Linked DNA regions of Homo sapiens: region 1 is linked to region 2. Evidence: read pairs that join two places in POLR2A ChIA-PET (ENCODE). Cell type or tissue: Panc1. All regions are shown on one strand.

Region 1 (8,000 bases), 260 kb before region 2:
TCTCTTCTCTTGGAAAATGATGTGTTTTACTTCTTCTTGCAGGACTTCTACCTACTTTGGTGATTGCAATTGTATTTATTCATTAAACTGTGGCTTGGGGGCCAGTGGAGCCCAAAGCATTTTGTTTTCCCTGCTATGTACTTCTACTACAGGAAATTCTACTCTATAATAGTAGCTATGAGTAAAAGTAAAACAAGGAAAAATTCATAGCTCTAATGATGATAACAGTTGTTTCTTGCAAAGTGCTTGACAGTATCTGTCTCCTAGAAAATTGAGTGAGTACTGCTTAGCTCCTGCCTGTGTCCTAGTTAACACCTGGCTGTGCCCTGTAGATACAGGCTGGGATGGAAAGAAATAAGTCGGGTCAGCTTTTATTTGTTGTGATATGAGGGTCTGCCCATTTAGAAAGTCTAACTGAACTCCCAGAAGACTTCTTGTGTTTGCTACCTTCCATCACAGTTTGCTGTAAGAAAAAGATCTGTTTAAGATCTCGAGAGTCTTAACTAAAGCAGATGGTTTTGTATTCCCAAGCTATCTTTTCCCAGTTTCCAAAAGGATTTCAGGACTGAGTTATTTGGAGATAGCAAAGTTGGAGCTGGGGCGGTCTGTAGTAGAATCTTTATTGTATTAGGATAGGAATAACCTTTTGGACTTACTCCTCAGAAGATGCCTTATGCATCTCCAGAGGCAAATTGGTAATTCTTTGCAATAAGAACTTTTTGGGGCTGGGCGTGGTAGCTCACGCCTGTAATCCCAGCACATTGGAAGGCCGAGGCGGGCGGATCACCTGAGGTTGGGAGTTCGAGACCAACCTGACCAACATGGAGAAACTCCGTCTCTACTAAAAATACAAAATTAGCCAGGCGTGGTAGCGCATGCCTGTAATCTCAGCTACTCAGGAGGCTGAGGCAGAAGAATCACTTGAACCGGGGAGGAGGAGGTTGCAGTTGCAATGAGCCAAGATAACACCATTATACTCCAGCCTAGGCAACAAGAGCGAAACTCCATCTCAAAAAAAAAAAAAAGAACTTTTTGGGACTCTTAGATTCCAAGTAGTGATTGACAACATTTAAGTTCTTGATAGAGGTTCAGTCCTCAGGTGGGAAGCATGTGTGATTTACAACTGTAGATATCACAAAGAAGACAATCCACTGACCAGCAAGCATATTTGGCCTTTCCTTTCACATAGAAGTAACTCCTAGTCTGAAATCCTCCGATCAGGTGCTACTGGGTGTGGAGAATTATTTTTACTTCCTCTTAGTCCCACTTCAGATGGTGCTGCAGCAGCAATTTTGGCCAGTGAAGCATTTGTACAGAAGTATGGCCTGCAATCCAAAGCTGTGGAAATTTTGGCACAAGAAATGATGACTGATTTGCCAAGCTCGTTTGAAGAAAAAAGCATTATTAAAATGGTATGTCTGAGATTCTATTTGTTATTTTTATTTTTAAGATGGAGTCTCATGATTCTTGTGATGGAGCCATGCATTATTATATAATAACTTTTAATTAACTAGACATGCTATTTGTCATTATTTTAAGTTGACTATGCCTAGAACTCCAATCTTACAGAGTTAAGGGAAAAATGATTGTTTTGTTTTGTTGTTCTTTCTTTTCTTTTCTTTCTTTCAACAGGGTCTTACTCTGTCACTCAGGCTGCAGTGCAGTAGTGCGATCTCAGCTTACTATAGCTTCCACATCCCAGGCTCAATCAATCCTCCCACTTCAGCCTCCCAAGTGGCTGGGACTACAGGCACATGCCACGACTGCCGGCTAATGTTTGTATTTTTTGTAGAGACACAGTTTTGCCATGTTTCCCAGGCTGGTCTTGAATTCCTGGCTCAAGTGATCCACCTGCCTCAGCCTTCCAAAATGCTGGGATTACAGGCGTGAATCACCACACACTGCCACAAAGATGATTTTAATGAACTTTCTTGACCCTCAGCACTTTAAAAATTCTGAATAAAGATTGAGTACAAAATGGAAAAAGTAAAAAAGATGAAAATTCAGACCTAGAGTTAGTTGAATATTTGAAGACATACACACAATACACAAAATTGCATGCTAAATTATAGTTTACAAATGATTTTACAACAACACTGTGAACTGGAAAATGTTTTTGTAACTGCCCAAGATCACAGTTAGGTTGTGGCAGAGGTGGAATTTATATTTAGGTTTCCTGGTTATAGTACATTTTTCATTATACCACAGTTTTATTTCTTTTTCTTTTTCTCTTTGAGACAGGATCTTGCTTTGTTGCCCAGGCTGGAGCGTGGTGGTGCGATCATAGCTCACTGCAACCTCTGCCTCCTAGTCTCAAGCAATCCTCCCACTTCAGCCTCTCGAGAAAGTGGGACTACAGGCATGTGCCACCACATCTGGCTAAGTTTTTGTATTTTTTTTTTTTTTGTAAAGACACGATTTTGCCATGTTACCCAGGCTGGTCTTGAACTCCTGGACTCAAGCGATTCACCTGCCTCGGCCTCCCAAAGTGCCAAAGTGCTGGGATTACAGGCATGAGCCACCACGCCTGGCCTCACCGTTTTATTCCTTGAAGAAAAGTTATTTTATTATTTGAGGAGAAAAACATGTTAAGAACATGGACTTTGGAAAAATGGTTTGAATCCTAGATGATCTTCTAAAAGAAGATTGTGTCATTTTATATAGAAATTCTCCCATATTTTTCAGTGTATCTGACTCATAATGATCTGGTAATAAATGTCTTCAACTTGTTTATCACAACTATACATTGTAGTTTGACAGAAGTTTTGTAACTTAGCACAAGATATGCTCTGAGGAATTCTAGGTCCTTTTTATATATTTTATTTAAAAATTCTGTCATTTTTTAGTACAAAATTGAATATGTACATCCTTCTCCTAGATGTTATTTTATTTAGACTTTCTGTGTAATATAGAATCAATTGACTGACCCTCCTTCCCTCCCTCCCTCCCTTCCTTCCTCCCTTTCTTTCCCTTTCCCTTTCCTCTCTTTCTTTCTTTTCTTCTTTTCTTCTTCTCTTCTTTTTTTGTTTCTTTTTTGAGACAGGATCTTGCTCTTTCATCCAGGCTGGAATTCAGTGGGGTGATCCTGGTTCCCTGCAGCCTTGACCTCCTGTGCTCAAACGATCCTCCCAGCTCAGCCTCCCAAGTATCTGGGACCACAGGCACATACTACCACGCCAGGCTAATTTTTAAATTATTTGTAGAGACAGGATCTTCCATTGTTGCCCAGGCTGGTCTCAAACTCCTGGGCTCAAGCGATCCTCCTGCCTCAGCTTCCCAAAGTGCTTGGATTATAGGCATGAGCCAATGCACCTGGGCAAAAATTTAATATATGTGGTCAATTATCAGTTGTTAAGGTTATGCATCTATTAATCTCTTAAAATACTTGTTTAAAAGGCCCAGTTTTGGTGCCCTTTATTTATATATGGTTTTGGTTTTAGGTTGGCTTTGATATGAGTAAAGAAGCTGCAAGAAAATGCTATGAGAAATCTGGCCTGACACCAAATGATATTGACGTAATAGAACTTCACGATTGCTTTTCTACCAACGAACTCCTTACTTATGAAGCACTGGGACTCTGTCCAGAAGGTAACATCTTTGAATAGGGCAGATTAATTCAGTAAATTTCACTGAGAAAACTTCACTTTGACCGTTAGATAAAAGAATTCACTATTCACTTTTCCCTTAACGTTGGCTCTGCCACACTGTGGGAAATGAATGTAAGCTGTTTTGGTAGTGGACGTTTTAGAACTTGTGGTATTAGGCAGTACCAACACTAAGATGATGGAGTGTCCAGATAATTTGTATTATGATTATATTATTTGTCTGGAAGGCTCTTTTATCTGACCAAAATAGCTACTCCATCTTTCTTATGCTTATTCTTTGCATGAGATTTTATTCATTTGCTTTCAACCTATTTATGTTAATTTATTTAAAGTGTATCTCTTATAGGCAGCATGTAAGCAATAATTTTTTTTTGTTTTTTCGTTTTTCTGAGACGGAGACTCTCTCTGTAGCCCAGGCTGGAGTGCAGTGGTGCAATCTCAGCTCAATGCAACCTCCACCTCCTGGGTTCAAGTGATTCTCCTGCCTCAGCCTCCTGTGTAGCCGGGATTACAGGCACCTGCCAACACGCCCGGCTAATTTTTGTATTTTTAGTAGAGACAGGGTTTCACCATGTTGGCCAGGCTCATCTCAAACTCCTGACCTCAGGTGATCCACCCACCTAGGCTTCCTAAAGTGCTGGAATTATAGGCGTGAGCCACTGCGCCCAGCCGTGATAATGTATTTTTTAAAATCTACTTTGTTGATTTCTGCCTTTTAACTGGAGTGTCGAAACCTGTGCTGATAATGACAGCCACTAGCTATACTTTAGTCTTTGAAATGTAGCTAGTCCAAATTGACGTGTGCTGTAAGTGTGAAGTACACATGGAGTTTTGGAGACTTAATATTGAAAAATAGAATGTAAAGTATTTCATTAATAATTTTTTTTTTTTTTTGAGACAGAGTCTCGCTTTGTCACCCAGGCTGGAGTGCAATGGTGTGATCTCGGCTCATTGCAACTTCTGCCTCCTGGGTTCAAGCAGTTCTTGTGCCTCAGCCTCCCGAGTATTACAGGTGTGCATGCTACCATGCCCAGCTAATTTTTGTAATTTTAGTAGAGACAGGGTTTCACCATGTTGCGCGGGCTGTTCTCAAACTCCTGGCTTCAAGTGATCCACCCGCCTCAGCCTCCCAAAGTGCTGGGGTTGCAAGCATGAGCCACCTGGCTCACTGATAATTTTTTTATGTTGATTACATGTTGAATGAAAATATTTTATATATATATAAAATGTATATATTAAATAAAATATATACTAGAAAATTTAAAAGTATTGTGTGGGCATTATATTTCTGTTAGACAATATTTATTTAGATAATTAATGTAATTATTGATACAGTAGGATTTAGGTTGGTCATTTAATTATCTGTTTTCTATTTGTCCCCTGTAATTTTTGTTCCTCTGTGCCCCTCCTCTTGACTTCTTTTGCATTATTTAAATATTTTTAGTATGCCATTTCAACTTATCGATTGTTTTTTTCACCATATCTCTTTGTTTTTTCTTCTTTGTTTATCCCAGTGGTTGCTATAGAGCATGGTTTATCAACCTTGGCACTATTGACATTTGAGCTCTATCATTCTTGTGATACAGCTTGTGCATGGTAGGATATTCAGCAATATCCCTGCCTCTTACCTACTAAATGCCAGTAGCACCACCCCCCACAGTTGTAACAACCATAAAATGTCTTCAAATATTGTCAAATGTCTTCTGGGGGGTAAAATCTCTCCCAGTTGGCAGGGCGCGGTGGCTCAGGCCTATAATCCCAGCACTTTGGGAGGCCAAGGCGGGCAGATAACGAGGTCAGGAGATCGAGACCATCCTGGCTAACACGGTGAAACCCCCTCTCTACTAAAAATACAAAAAATTAGCCGGGCATGGTGTTGGGCACCTGTAGTCCCAACTACTTGGGAGGCTGAGGCAGGAGAATGGCGTGAACCTGGGAGGCGGAGCTTGCAGGGAGCTGATATCATACCACTGCACTCCAGCCTGGGTGACAGAGCGAGACTCCATCTCAAAAAAACAAAAAAACAAAAAACTCTTCCAGTTGAGAACCACTGCGATAAGAATTATAGTATGCCTCCTTAAGCGTCTCCTTTGAGTTAATATTGTACCACTTCACATAAAATGTAGAAGCCTTGCAACCATATAGGTCCATTCACTGACTCCCCTTTGCCGTACACTGTCCCTTATGTTATAATTGTCATATGTGTTATATCTATTTACATTGAAAACCCCAATATATAATATTATAAGTTTTGCTTTCAACAGTCATACACTTAGATGTCTGTTATATGTCATGGGTAAAAATGTCACACATAATTTTAAAGATACTAAGAGGGAAAAAGTATTTTATACTTATCCAGATATTTATCATTTTTTGTTGCTCTTCATTCTTGAACACCCAAGTTTTTCTCTGTAATCATTTTCTTTAGCCTAAGGAACTTTTTGTAGCATTTTTTATAAAGCAGATCTTTTGGAGATGAATTCTCTTAGTTTTCCTTCAACTGAAAATGTCTTTGCTTAACCTTAATTCCTAAAGGAACTCTGGGCTGATTATAGAATTCTAGGTTGACAGGTCTTTTAGCACTTAAAACATGTTGTTTCAGTCTTCTGACCGCCATAGTTTCTAACGAGGAGTCATGGTCATTCAAATTGTTGTTTCTCTGTATGTGATGGGCCATTTTTCTCTAGCTATTCTCAAGATTTTTAGCAGTTTGATTGTGTAATGTCTAGGCATGGTTTTCTTTTAATTTATTCTCTGTTGTGTTTTCTGAGTTTCTTAAGTCTGAAAATGCAAAACTTTTACCAAATTTGGCAAGTTTTCAGCCATTATTTCTTTAAATGTATGTTCTGTCCCAATTTTTTCCTCCTCTTCTTCTGGACTTCCAATGATGCATATATTAGACCTTTGGATATTGTCCCATAGGTCCCTGAAACTGTTCACTTTGAATCCCCTTTTCTCTCTGTTCTTCACATTTGATAATTTATGTTGATATATCTTTAAATTCACTGACTCTTCCTTCATGTTCTTTCTACTCATGAACCATTCTAATGAGTTTTCTATTTCAAATATTGTATTTTCAGTTCTAAAATTTCCATTTGGTTCATTTTATAGTTTCTATTTCTCTGCTGAGAGCTTACATCTTTTTGTTCATTTCTAGTGGGCTTTCTTTACCTTGTAGTTCTAACAGCTGTTTTAAAGTCTTTAATAATTCCATAATCTGGGCTTTCTTGGGTTTTGCATCTGTTGATTGTCTTTTACCTTGAGAGTATTGGTTACATTTTCTGATTCTTTGTATAGCAAACAATTTTGGATTGTATCCTGGACAGGGTGAATGTCCTATTATATAGATCCTTTGGAGAATGTTGATGTTTTTGTTTTAGCAAGCATTTAAGCCAGTATGTTCTGACAATAAGTTCTGTCTTGCCTTCTGAGGGTGGTGGTTAAAGTCTTTGCTCAGCTCTCTAAATGTATGCCTACGTCAGAGTAAGCCTGAGACTTGTACAGGTCTATACACAGAATTAGGGGATCCTCTTCTCTGGCTCTCTCCACTATAGACTTCTTCCCTTACTCTCCAGCCTGCAGAGATTTCTTTTCCTAGTTCCTTTGGTTAGGAAGATGGGGTTTCTGTTAGAGTTTTAGCTACCTTTGCTGTTTCTGCTGCCATGCTGTTCCAGGGCTGTGCTCAACCTTGGGGCAAAGCTGTTGAGAGAGAGAGAGCCTAAAAAGAAAAAAAGACAACCAGGACCTCACCCTTATGCAGTGGCTTCTCCAAGTTTTGACTTGCTCTATAATCCCCCTGCTTTTATTTACTTTTCAGAGTCCTCAGGCAGTTTTTTTTATTTTTATTTTTATATCCAGTGTTTTCAGTTGTAATCAATGCAAGAGATAAACTGTAGTGAACATATTCTGCCTAATATGGAACTTAATCTAAAAGTTAAATATTTTATGTAGATACAGATATAAAATGATTACTTTCTTTTTTTTTTTTTTCTTTGAGATGGAGTTTCTCTCTTGTTGCCCAGGCTGGAGTGCAGTGGCGCTATCTCAGCTCACCACAACCTCCGCTACCTGGGTTCAAGTGATTCTCCTGCCTCAGCCTCCCGAGTAGCTGGGATTGCAGGCATGCGCCACCATGCCCAGCTAATTTTGTATTTTTAGTAGAGACGGGGTTTCACCATGTTGGCCAGGCTGGTCTCGAACTCCTGACCTCAGGTGATCTGCCCGCCTTGGCCTCCCAAAGTGCTGGGATTATAGGTGTGAGCCACCACACCCAGCTTTTCTTCTTTTTTTTTTTTTCCGAGACAGTTTTGCTCTTGCTGCCCAGGCTGGAGTACAATGGTGAGATCTCAGCTCACTGCAACCTCCCCTTCTCAGGTTCAGGCGATTCTCCTGCCT
Region 2 (8,000 bases):
CTGACATCTAACATGCATTCAATGATGTCAACTGCTTTCCCATGCTCCCTTTCCCACTCAGATGTAAATTAAATAGCTCTTCATTGTGTACCATGTACACAGGGAATATAGAGCACTTTAAATAGAACATATTTAATTTTATGACAGCACTTGGGAGTGGGAGGTAGCTTTTATTATTCCTGTTTTTACAGGTGAAGAAACAGAGATTTATCAAGTTCAGCCAGGAACTTGCCCAAGGTCACATGGGGTAGTAAGCAGCAGACTCAGGGTTCAAACCAAGGTATGTCAAAGGTTACCAGTAATTGATTCCACAATGTAAAATAAAAAAATCCCAACTAAAAGATGATTTGGGAAATAATCCAGAAGCTGTCTACAGACATGTGTCTCTCTCCCTGTTCTTTATCTTTCAATACTACTAGAAACAATAAAAACAATGCAAGACAAAAAGCTGAAATGTAGCAAATGAAGGACTCTCAGAAGGCAGAAGGCTCATACCTCTTTTCTGATCATGACATCATTCTTGTAATTGCTGTTGTTGGCATATCTTAACTTCCCTGTGGGGGCAAAAAACAATTTCAACGTATAATAAAAACATATGAATAAAGCATCAATACCATGCCAAGGCATCAGCAGTTGCCCAAAATGTATCTAACTTGCTAAAAGTGTCTAACAGATTTATTATTTACTCTTAAGGTATTTCAACAATACTAGTCTTTTCAGTTCTTCACTTCAGGCTTAAACAGCCAAATATACAGCTGAAACTCAACTACTGCAAAAAGCAGCTCAGGTGGGGTATAAACACAGGCAGGCTCTTTTCTGACTTTGTCAAATCACATTTTTGCAGGTGAATGTCCTGAAAACAGGCCTAGTAACTGATAACTTACCGACACATAGGACCTCCTGAGGCTCAAATGAGCTGTGAAAACATTTTGAAAACTGTAGGATGCAGTTTACATATATTATCATGTGACTGTGCCATACTCTATTTCTGTGATGGAGAAGCTGCTGCTTTTATCACTGAGCACATTTGGTACACAAGACCCTTTGCCCATGTGTGCATCTGACAGATTAATGGTGGGGATGAGGAGAAGACAGAAGGAAATAGAAGACATGTAGACTAGAAGACATACATGTGAGATGAGCCCAGTGAATTTATTCCAACAGCCTCTGTGCTGTCTCTCTGCCTCAAGTTTCTTCACATTCAGTTCACTGTCCATACAGTGGACAAGGTGATGTGGTAACAGATCTATCAGATTAGGTTACTCTAATACTTTGATAAAGTCAATGGCTTTCCACTGCCTTCCTGGTAAAATCCAAACTCCTCAACATGGCATACAGCTAAGCTAAGCCCCTGCCTGCTTTTCCAGCCTCATTCCTGCCAATATTCTTCTCTCACACAGCTGAAGTCAAACTACTTGGTTTCTGCCTGAAACATCCCAAGCACTTTTTGGTTTTCAGCTTCTTTGCATGCTGTCTAAAATGCCTTCTTGACTCTTCTTCGTCTCCTAACCAATTCCTCACATCCCCTCCTCCCATCATTTTATGTAGGAAGCCTCCTCTGACCCTCAGGCTTGGTTAGGTGCACCCTTCTCTGCTGCGAGCCTCCTCTGTTTCTTTTTACCACAACACCTAATGTGCTGTTTTATCACTGCTTACAAATCTATCTCCCTCACAGTCGAGGCCTGTCAGATTCATCTTTGTGCCCCACTTAGTGGATGTCTTCTGTCATCTTTGATTGCTCTTTCCTTCACCACAGTGCCTCTGCCAACAAAATCCTATCAACGATCAAAGTCCAGTTGGTTCTGCCTCCAACAGTTTCCTAAATCTTTCTCTCCATTTCTACTATCTCTGTAGTCCCAACCAGTATCTTTTTTTTTTTTTTTTTTTGAGACAGAGTCTTGCTCTGTCACCCAGGCTGGGGTACAGTGGCACTATCTCAGCTTGCTGCAACCTCCGCCCCAGGTTCAAGAGATTCTCCTGTCTCAGCCTCCCGAGCAGCTGGGATTACAGGCGTCTGCCACCACACCCGGCTAATTTTTGTATTTTTAGTAGAGGCGGGGTTTCACCATGTTGGCCAGGCTGGTCTTGAACTCCTGACCTCAAGTGATCCGCATACCTCGGCCTCCCAAAGGGCTGAGATTACAGGCTTGAGCCACCGCGCCCGGCCCCCAACATCTTTCGTGTCTTGACAACTGCAACAGTCTCCTAATCAATAGCCCTGTTTCCACTCTTGCCCATTCCGCACCCAATAACCAGAATGCTTTTTCAAGAAGAGATCACATTTCTTCTCTGCTTAAAACCTTCCAAGCCCGGCCGGGCGCGGTGGCTCACACCTGTAATCCCAGCACTTTGGGACGCCGAGGCGGGCGTATCACCTGAGGTCAGGAGTTCGAGACCAGCCTGGCCAACATGGTGAAACTCCGTCTCTACTAAAAATACAAAATTAGCCGGGCGTGGTGGTGGGCGCCTATAATTCCAGCTACTCGGGAGGCTGAGGCAGGAGAATCACTTGAACCCGGGAGGCGGAGGTTGCAATAAGCCGAGATCGCGCCATTGCACTCCAGCCTGGGCAAAAAGAGCGAAAGCCGTCTCAAAAAAAAAAAAAAAAAAAAGGCCTTCCAAGTCCAAACTTTTTACCGTGGTCTATAAAGACCTAAGAGGTGCCGCTCCTACCTACCTATCCGACATCATCTCCTGCTATCTCCCAGCTCACCACTCTTCAACCACACTGACCACCTGAGACACGCCTAGCTCATTCCCGCCCTGCAGCCTTGACATCTGGTATTCCCTTTGTGTAGAATGGTCTTCCTTATGAGCTTCACAAGGCTGAGCCCTTCTTGTTAATTAGGACTCGGCTGCAATATACCCTTTACAGAGAGCTCTCTAATGGCCAACCTATCTAAAAGCAGCCCATCCAGCAATTATTCTACCATGTTATTTTTTGACCACTCACTGCTATCTGGAATCATCTTTTTGTTTATGATCTCTCTCCCGGCAGTAAAACACAAGTTCCACGAGAGGGGAAGTTTGTCTACCTTCGCTGCCGTATTCCCAAAGAGTGGAACAGAGCCTGGCACACAGTGGGCGTTCAGTCAACGTTTGCTGAATGGATAGAAAGACCCCGTGGAGCAGACACAGTGGCGTTCCTTTAAGATCTGCACTGCACAGGTCTCAGTCCCTCCCTCCTCTAGTTCCCCACAGATTTCCGACCCTCGGCCTCCCCACTCGCCGGCCCCCAGGCCTGGTCCCCGCTCCCGGCGGGCGGCAGGCTGCTTTTACCGTCCGGTCGAAACTCAAACTCCAGGAACTCGTGGCCGAACTTGCCCTTGTGCCCCACGTAGTAACGCAGATAAAAGTCACTCTCCATGGCTCCCAAAAGACAACCGAGCCTGAACTTCCAAGAGCAAGCCGCACTGCCGCCGTCTGCGCCCGACACTGACGTTTGCGGCGGCGCGCGGAAGTGACGTCAGGTCCCGTCGTCGCTGCGTGGAGGGGTTCCTTCTCGCTAACCTCTTCGCCCGGAAGTGGCAACAAGACTGCAACATCCCCTCACGCCTAGTCTGTAAAGAACTTTGTTTAACCCGGAGGCGGGGCCAGCCAGCTCCGCCCCTCCAGCTGGACGCGGGAGCGAGGTTGAGGTTCATACCCCTGGGTTCTCTCCAGGCCTGAGGCGGAGAGCCAGCCGCCTGCCTACCTCTGGGCTTTGAACCCCGGGTCTGGTGACTTCGCTTAAAGACCTCGGGCCGAAGGCCCGCCAGGCTCAACCTCGGTTCACAGGACCCCCGACTTGTGTGAGTCGTACACCGCTCTTTACCGTCTCTGGACCTAGGTCATCTCGGCAGTAAAATGGGGTGAAATGACCCGACCTCCCCGGAGGATGCCGCGCACGATGTGTGCCTCAAGTTGGCTTCCACTGACCTGAACTGTTAAGAAAGCCCTCCTCAGTGACGCCTTCCCTGAATCCACAGTGGAGATTGCCGTTTTCCTGGAACTAATTCACCCACACTTACCCATTTCATCCCTTTCCACCTTTTATTTCTACCTTTCTGCCCCACTGATCTCTAGAATAGGTGCTGGGAGACGTTAGAGTATTTGATCTCCCACTCCCCAGTCATCCCACTTACCGAGCAGTAATTCTCTGCCTGGCTGCACATTGCAATCACTTGGGAAGCCTCTAAAAATACTGATGCCAGGGCTCTACCCCAAGCCAGTTAAAATCTCCAGCGCTGGACCTGGGCATTGGTACTTTTTGTAAAGCTTTCAGGTGAGTCAGAGTTGAGGACCACTGACCAAAGAGGTCCTTTCTTTTCAGGGTAAAGTTGTCCTCTGTGAAGCCTTTCTGGCTCTGGAAAAAATTTACAGTTGAGTAGGCCCAGGGCAATCAAGATCATAATTATGTAATAGGAACCTGCTTTCACTCATCTAAGTTCCAGGCTTAGAAAGAATGAATGGTTCTAGAGACAGTGCCGAGATGACATCATTCTTGGGTCCTGGCGGCTAGAACTGTATACGATTCTGTAAGTTGGGACAGCAGTCTCTGATTCCTATTCCCAGTCTTTTCTTTTTGAGACGGAGTTTCGCTCTTGTTGCCCAGGCTGGAGTGCAATGGAGTGATCTCAGTTCACCGCAACCTCGCCTACCTAATTTTTAAACTTTTTGTAGAGGCAAAGTCTCCCTATGTTGCCCACGCTGGTCTCAAACTCCTGGGTTCAAGTGATTCTCCTGCCTTAGCCTCCCAAGTAGCTGGGATTACAGGCATGCGCCACCATGTCCAGCTAATTTTTGTAATTTTCTGTTTTTAGTAGAGACGGGGTTTCACCATGTTGGCCAGGCTGGTCTCGAACTCCCGACCTCAGGCGATCCGTCTGCCTCGGCCTCCCAAAGTGCTGGGATTACAGGCATGAGCCACCGCGCCCGGCCCTCAGTCTTAACACGGAGTCCTTTTCTCCCTGCAAAAGCATTAGCAGCAGAGTGTAGAGTAGGTGTGGTGGGGGAAAAATCACTGGACACAGGTTAAAATAATCCCTGTGTAACAATGACTCATTGTAACCAAAGGTGAACCGACTCAACTTTTTAGACTTCAGTTTCCTTCTCTTTAAAATGAGCATAATAATGTACACCTAGCAGAACTGTTGTAAGAAACAATGTCTCGGAAACTAAATTGCTGTAAAACCATAAGACATTTTTATTACAAAACACTGGATATGGGTGGTAACAAGGGAATTGTATAAACGAGAAGGGGGCTAGACACAGTGGCTCATACCTGTAGTCCCAGCACTTTGGGAGGCTGAGGCAGGAGGATCACTTGAGCCCAGGAGTTTGAGACCAGCCTGGGCAACATAGGAGACTGTCTCTACAAAAAATTTAAAAAATAGGTAGGTGTGGTGGTGCACACCTGTAGTCCTAGCTACTTGGGAGGCTGAGGTAGGAGGATAATTTGAGCCTGGGAGGTCGAGGCTGTAGGGAACCATGATCACACCATTACACTCCAGCCTGGGTGACAAAGCAAGACCCTGTCTCAAAAAAAAAAAAAAAGAGAAAAAAAGAAAAGGGACCAGGTATCAAGCACCTAATAAATGTCAGCCCCTAGGGTCAATGGGATTACCTGTGCTTGTTCTTTGAATCATCACAACAATCTTGAGGTGGTAATTAGAGTTAAGTATGTAGAGGGATTAAGCAATTGCTACAAGGTTATTTTCCAGGAGTAAAATTATAAAAATCATAAGTGAATCTGGGGATCTTCAGATGTGGCAAATAACAAAAGTGTTGAGAAATTTAAAGGACACACAACTCCAGTCAGGCTGTGAAGTAATCCAGGTTTCTGGATATGAGACATGGTGTAACTGAAAGAGCATGGTCTGTGTGTCTGCAGTGCCTGCATTCAGCATCATTTATTTGAGCATCCACTGAGTGTCATGTGCAGAGAGGATACAATGTTGAGCAAGACAGTTGTTCACAGAGCTTGCAGAGGAGGCAGTTAAGGAGCATACAAGCAATTACAATGTAAGGATAAGATTACCAATAAAGGAAGCACAGAGGACTATGGAAGCACATGAGGTGACTCCTAATCCAGTGCAGGGTCCTTAGGGAAATGTTCCTGAAGGAAATGTTCCAGACGGAGGCCCAGAACTGTGTGATTAGAATATAGAGTAGTGAGTGATGAAGCTGGAGACAGGGCAGAAGCCAAATCATGAAGGGTTTTATAAGCCATATTAAAAGAGTTTGGGCAAACCCAAGAATATTGGATTTTTGTGCCAGCAAAGCAGTTGAAGAGCTTTAAGCAGGAAAGTGGAAAGAAGTGGTGGTGATACATCTATGGTACTTTAGAAAGACACTTTGGCTGCAGTCTTGTAGGTTAGATTGGAAAATGAAAAGACTAGAAGTATGACATTCAGATAAGTAGTTTAAGTAATCTATTAGCTGGGCAGGGTGGCGTGCACCTGTAGCCCCAGCTACTCGGGAGGCTGAGACAGGAGAATTGCTTGAGCCCAGGAGGCGGAGGTTGCAATGAGCTATGATCCTACCACTGTACTCCAGCCTGGGTAACAGAGTACGACCCTGTCTCTTAAAAAAAAAAAAAAAAAAAAGTAATGGAGATAGAAAAGTGGATGGATTTGAGATGGAATACCATAATTTAAGGGGTAGGCAAAGGATACTAAGATGTGGCCAGAGAGATAGGAGAAAAAACATGAAATGTTATCATGGAAGCCAAAATAAGAATATGCCAAGAAAAGAGTGGCTAACAGTGTTAACTACTGCTTCCAGGTCAAGGAAGAGCAAGACTGAAAATGTTTACCAGATTTATAATCGAGGAGGTCCTGGATGACCTTGGCAAAAGCAACCCCAATGGCATGGGAATGAATGGTAAGGCAGAAGTATTGGGATGCAAGTAGGCAAAAATTGTTATCGAAGTACAGAGGTGAGTTATCTAACCTAGTCTTAGAGAAAAGGGAAGGCTTCCTGGAGGAGGCATTACCTAAGTGGAGTACTCAAGGACAAATAGGAGTTAGTCATGTGGAGGCAGAGAAGGAAAATTTAGGCAGAGAATGCTACATGTACAATTGCTCTTTGGGGGCACTAAAAATAACCTTGTGACTTTGGGCAGTTACTTTGCCCATTTTCTCATCTATAAAATGGGAGTGGATAGTATTGATAGTATTTATCTCACCGAATTGTTGACAAAGATTGGGATAATTTATATAGAATACTGGTACACATTAGGGACTCAGTAATAGTTCACTCCCCCTCATTAAAGTATTACAATGAAACAAAACTTAAAAGATTTTTTTTAAATGAATTTAATCTCTCTCTAGAAACAGTGCACTGATTTTACAAATGTCCACATTTGGTTTTCAGTTTACCAAGATGATGCCAGTATAGCTAGTGAGATGCAGCACCCCATCCTCAGCCCCCTCGCCTCTGGAAGAGACACCAGACTGCAAAGGGCACCGCGTACAGAAGCTAACGGAACTTGAATGACAAGACAAAAAGAGCAGAATCAGTTAGTGTGACACAACATTCTAACATGCCTGATTCTTACATCAAATATGGTAACTTTGGGGTTGGTAGGGGGAGACAAACAAGGAGAATCCACTTGGGAACAATTTGATGAAGTTTGCAAATCAGCACTTTACCCCCAAATTAACAACAGCTTGTATGGAAAAAAAAATGCTCTTTTAAAAGTATATGGTTTGGACAGGTATATTTGTTTTCTCTTGTAGTTTTTGTAAAAAAGTATCAAAACCTTGGCTTTAAATATATATATATATATATATATACACACACACACACGTGGCTTTTTAAAAATTACTTTTTTATAGCACAAAGTGTTTGTAAATGCAGAGGGTTTCTGCTAATTCTTGACTGTGCACATGGTGCATAGCCTGAATGAACAGAGCTTCCTGATTTTTTTTTAACTGAAAAATTGAAGCAGTAATTCTTTAACCTTCTAAATTCTCCATACCCTAAAAATACAGTGTGAGAAGTCTGTTACTCTATCT

Evidence for each region. Peaks named below come from ENCODE experiments on the same cell type or tissue, not always from the same donor. Only the 100,000 strongest peaks of a DNase experiment are listed, where the experiment ranks them.
Region 1: POLR2A ChIA-PET joins it to region 2 with 13 read pairs; 4 of 35 experiments call an interaction of 5 or more read pairs at or near these places.

The regions. Positions count from the first base shown.
Region 1 is chr1:52,976,956-52,984,955 of GRCh38, forward strand. It overlaps SCP2 (sterol carrier protein 2), which reads left to right. Exons shown (of 16, transcript NM_002979.5): 9 at 1,262-1,412; 10 at 3,441-3,588. Among named protein-coding and RNA genes, the nearest start is that of SCP2, 54 kb to the left of the region's middle. In Panc1, no CTCF peak of the experiment used is centred here; no DNase peak of the experiment used is centred here.
Region 2 is chr1:53,235,082-53,243,081 of GRCh38, forward strand. MAGOH (mago homolog, exon junction complex subunit) reads right to left here and starts at 3,437. Exons shown (of 5, transcript NM_002370.4): 1 at 3,280-3,437; 2 at 496-554. The coding sequence starts at 3,367. It overlaps LRP8 (LDL receptor related protein 8), which reads right to left. Exons shown (of 19, transcript NM_004631.5): 19 at 7,283-8,000. It overlaps MAGOH-DT (MAGOH divergent transcript), which reads left to right and starts at 3,529. Exons shown (of 3, transcript NR_038953.1): 1 at 3,529-4,264; 2 at 6,766-6,864; 3 at 7,357-7,702. RefSeq lists enhancers at 3,090-3,731, 3,219-3,278, 3,319-3,448. In Panc1, no CTCF peak of the experiment used is centred here; a DNase peak (open chromatin) is centred at 3,520; H3K4me3 peaks cover 2,706 bases; H3K27ac peaks cover 2,050 bases.